2 separate regions of the Homo sapiens genome follow, and region 2 is linked to region 1. Evidence: chromatin loops called from intact Hi-C (ENCODE). Cell type or tissue: PC-3. All regions are shown on one strand.

The links. A loop is a pair of places that touch in the nucleus more often than their neighbours do. Peaks named below come from ENCODE experiments on the same cell type or tissue, not always from the same donor. Only the 100,000 strongest peaks of a DNase experiment are listed, where the experiment ranks them.
Region 2: it touches region 1 in a loop (9-fold over the local background); 1 of 110 quality-filtered maps calls a loop at or near these places.

Annotation. Positions count from the first base shown.
Region 1 is chr5:77,866,255-77,868,754 of GRCh38, reverse strand. No RefSeq gene overlaps it. Among named protein-coding and RNA genes, the nearest start is that of TBCA, 91 kb to the right of the region's middle. In PC-3, a CTCF peak has its summit at 1,390; no DNase peak of the experiment used is centred here.
Region 2 is chr5:77,952,026-77,954,525 of GRCh38, reverse strand. All of the region lies in intron 1 of LOC101929154 (a long non-coding RNA gene), which reads right to left. Among named protein-coding and RNA genes, the nearest start is that of TBCA, 180 kb to the right of the region's middle. In PC-3, no CTCF peak of the experiment used is centred here; a DNase peak (open chromatin) is centred at 1,525.

The DNA.
Region 1 (2,500 bases):
AAACGTGCTTCTGTGGCCCTCAGCGGGACGGAGAACCAGGCGGTTGCGGCAAAAAGAGCTTGGGATTTCAAGGCAGGATTTTCTCCAGGCCTAGAAAGGAGAAGCCTCTGCCCAGAGAAAGGTGAGTGCAGCCAGGTTTGTGGAAAGTTCTCCCTGGTCTTTTCACTGGCACCAATTTTAAGCCGAGCAGAACCGTGCTGCCTCCCCGCAAATCACCACCATCCCGCCTGCCCCTTGAACATCTCTAAACCTTTAAGCTGACCTTATTTTTGCCTCATTCTTCCTGGTTTCTCTTGTAATTAAACTGATTTTCCTGCTCAATCTCTGTGAATTCCTCCCTGTGCATGGGAGAACTCGTCCTAAATAGAGAAATAAATGAAGGAGTGTTGGGACTCCTGCCTCTTCCGGCCTGCAGGCCCTGAGAGAGCACACAGGAAGTGAGCCAGGGCTTTGGGATGGGACCAGCTGAAGTGGACTCAGCCAGGTGCCAGGCTGCTGCCCCTGTGGAATTGTTCTCTTAACCCAAACAGGAGGGCCGTTCTCTCAGGGCCTGGAATTCTAATCCCACCTCTGATTTATCTTCTGCTCATTAAGTTTGGCATGTATAACTGATTATTTCGGGAGCAATCTGGTGGCATCTGCTGGTGGCTGTGGGCACAGGATGTGTCAGCCACACTGGGCAGTAATCACACACACACATGCACACACACAAACACATGCGTAGCCGGCCACACACCCCCACAGTGAACTCTAGCAACCTCCCCTCTTAGTGCCCCTCTCTGTGTGAATACCTGTCTGGCATATTCACCATTAGGTGCCAGGGGTGGGGTTATGTTCTAATATCATAAACCACTGGCCTGGACGGCATATCAAGAGAAGACATGGGCAGGACCTGGGCTGTGTTTATGGCATGTTAGATCATGGAAAAAAAGACTAAAAACTTTAAAATGAGAACATAATCCAAGCAATTCCTCATAACAACAAACACTGTCTAAATTATCTGCACAAGTGGTAAATATATGAATACCTGTTTATATATTTAAACAGAATACTCATACTGATATAGATTGAACTAATTTTTCTAGCTTCAAAACAGATTTTGGGGGCTCTCCCCCAAGAGTTGGAGCTCTAGTCCTTGGTGACATTCGGGGATTCCTTTCTGTGTATTATAGCCACGGGTTGTGCCTGGAGGCTGTGATAAGAATTGCAGCATTATTTAAGGCAGTGAAATATGGGTCTGGAATGTTAAATTTTATTGTTGAATAGGCTCTATTGCCAAAATGCCCTTAAAAAGTGCATTTTATGTATTTAACATTTTTGTTTTCTTGTATGATCTTTGTGAAAGGCATTTAAAGCAAACCATAAACAAAGAAATATTGATATGGAAATCATTTAGTACTGTGCACAGCCACTTTCATGTAAGAAAAACATTTTTGAGTTTGTTTTTTAGACATCTATTCCCCCTACTGGTGATATTTATTCTTATTTGGCTACCCAAAAAAAAAAAAAAAAAAAAAAAGTTCAGATAATAGGAAGAGAAGAAGCCTGACTGGATTGTTTGAATATCTCAGTGATGTGATTGCTTTTGCGACAAATTCTTAAATTGTAGACTTTCTAACCCCTCTGCCACTAAGGACAGTTACTTTGCAAAGTTGTCCTTTCTCCTTGAACTCTGAAGCACGTATTCCATTGTCACTTCAGAGTGTGAAATGTGGAATGTCCTTACTGATGGGCTGTGGCCGCCACTGTTCATTTGGATAATGGAAGTTGGAGACTAAAGAAACCTTGGACTTTTCTGTCCTCAAAAACTACCTGTCCAGATCTGGTCTGCTTATAAGACACCCAGATTGGGAAGCAATATATCATAGAAGGGCCTATTGTAAGGTGTTTTTACATAATGGCTCCCTTGGACATCTTTGCACCTAGGGAAGCTTATGGAGACCCCCCACCTCACCTCCTCCATGGCTGGGTCATTGCCTTCCCATGTGCTCTCATAGCCCTTGTCCTCCTGCGGCCATATACTGCATTGTAATGACCTGGCTCCTTGGCCACCTCCCCAACAGAACCATACATTTCATGAAAGTAGGACTGGGCTTGCCTGAACCATAGTGGGTAATCCACAGAGCACAGGATACCTTTGCCCTCCCTCCAGGGCAGCAGTCGGATGCCTCGTATCTAGAAGTCCTAACAAAGCAAGAGAGTGCAGGGCAGGGCCACCTTTTTTGGAACTCCAGGGGGTTCCACTGCTGTCCACGTGAATGGTGCCCCTGAGGCTCACAGTGCCCAACCTGCATGGCCACATGCAGCCACCCTGGCTCCACTCCTTTGGGGCTGAGTGGGAGGCAAGAGGAAGACAGGGAGCTGATGCCCACCCAGTGGCTACCACATGCTGGGCACTCTGCCAGCTGCTGGCATCCACATCCATGCCCTTGCTTAGTCCTCAGGCCCGCCCATATCCACCCTGCCTCCCTCCCACCCGCCCCACTCCTGCTCCGTCTCC
Region 2 (2,500 bases), 86 kb before region 1:
ACCATAGAAAGGAGGTAGAACTGTCATGTGAACTTAGCAGCTCACTTTTTAAAGAATCATCAAACATCTACATAAGTCAGAAGTGTATGGGGGGCAACGGGGTCTTGAGCTGCCAATTTAGAAAGCCCTGAAGTTGTGATTTGGAACATTTTGGTTTAGGGAGCCCAGACTAAAGTCTGTGTCTTCAGTTCTGCTCAAGAACAGGGTGAGGGGGTAGGAAAGGGTGGTAGAGAGGGCGCTTGGATTCATTTTTGGTTTTGGAGGGCGCTGGGACAGTTGGGGAAATCACCTCCTCATTAGAAGCCCTTTATAGGCCGGGCACAGTGGCTCATGCCTGTAATCCCAGTACTTCGGGAGGCTGAGGCAGGCTGATCACCTGGGTTCAGGAGTTCGAGACCAGACTAGGCAACATGGCAAAAACCCGTCTCTATTAAAAAAAAAAAAAAAAAAAAATTAGCCAGGCATGGTGGCTTGTGCCTGTAATCCCAGCTACTCAGGAGGCTGAGGCAGGAGAATCACTTGAATCCGGGAAGCAGAGGTTGCAGTGAGCCGAGATCACGTCATTGCACTGCAGCCTGGGCGACAGAGTGAAACTCCGTCTCAAAAAAAAAAAAGAAGCCCTTTACTTTACTTCTGTTCGTCTCCCCCTGGAACTTTCTTCAGGACCCAGGTGAGTGGCTACAGCCTAGAGATGCTTGTCCACAGCCCAAGGAAGTCTAAGCTAAAGTTTCATTTACAATTCATACATGCTTTTCTACCCTCTTATGCTGAGTATTTTATAGAACATCTTCTCTGCAAATATCCTTTATCTTTTAGAAAATTGATAATAATGGTGGCTATCATTTATTGGGCATCTAGTATATGCCAGGCAGTGTATACTTACATTATTATGCTTCACAACAATACCATGAGATAGGAGTCATTATGTCATTTTCACAGTCCAAGGTCATGTCACTATATAACATTCTGTGTCTGTTTAAGACTATATAAATTTGAGCAATATAAAATGACACCACATGCTGGGCGCAGTCATGCCTGTAATCCTAGCACTTTGGAAGGCTGAGGCAGATGGATCACCTGAGGTCAGGAATTCAAGACCAGCCTGGCCAACATGATGAAACCCCGTTTCTACTAAAAATACAAAGAAATTAGCTGGGCATGGTGGTGGGAGCCTGTAATCCCAGCTACTCGGGAGGCTGAGGCAGGAGAATCGCTGGAACCCAGGAGGCGGAGGCTGCAGTGAGCTGAGATCGCACCACTGTACGCCAGCCTGGGTGACAGATGAGACTCTGTCTCAAAAAAAAAAAAAAAAATTAAAATAAAATGACATCACAATATCCCAAGGCTTTTCTCTCATTCAGGAAGACAAGAGAAGGTAAACAGAGAGACCTGGGGCTTTTCCAAAGCAGGAAGGATAGTGTGACTGCTCTTACTGACTTCTTTCTGCATAAAGCACAGGATGTTTCTGGAGTAAGCGAAGGGCAGACTCTTGGAAACTTAGCAACAGGAAATGATCTTGAGACAATGAAGCTTAAGAGACAGAGCTGGCATATTTTCAGGATGTAAAATATTGGACTCGGAATATATAAGTTGTAGCACAGAATGTCTCACCAAACCACTGGGTGACTACAGATCAGTTACCGAAGTAAATTCCTTCAGCCTTAGGTTGCATCAATGTTTGATGAATAAATACATGATGATTTTTCAGAGTTGCTAAGAATTCCTTATAAGAGAGGAATAGGAAAAGCTGACCTTGTTTAGCATATGCAGTGCTTCTCAGCCTTTGAATGGAAACACTCAAACCATAAAATGTAATTCTGTTTTCTCTCACCACTGAAGTTTTTGACAAAGAGTTACCCTTGTCAAGCTCAGAAATCATTCTGGGTGATGTAAAGCAGGTTATAGGGCAACCCGGTTCCATAATTGAATAAATTATAAGTTTTCAAATGTTCCTTGCTCCAGAAATAAAAATAATTGGCCAGGGTCTTTTTGAGGTTGGCCTCATCCATAATCTGAGTCCCTGCCTGAGGCAGCTCTAATCCCACGAATGCATGACTAACACAGTCATATTTTTGCTGTGGCCCCTGGAAACACCAAGAGTCTTCCTAAAAATCAATCCCGGACTTTATAGTATTATCAGGTTTTCTCTGTAGGTGGCTGGGATTGCTGTCATTGTTCCAGCTTACGATGACTTCAGAGCTCCGGGAGAAATTAGGCCCTGATTCAGCCGATCCCCAGAAACCTCATTCAAGGGAACCTGGGCATCCAAAATGTTTTCTTTAGCAAGTTAAGCCAGTGTGCTTAGTTCTGCCATCTGCAGCAGAAAAGACTGTGGGTCTGGTCACAAAACCTAGGACATTTCCATGTCCTGATGATTTATTACCAGGGCAAACAGAAATATTGCAGACCACAATATCATTTATCATTTAATTACATATCTTTCTGGAAGACAACATACACAACCAAAGAGGCAATTTAGAGATGACTTGTCTTTTGCTTT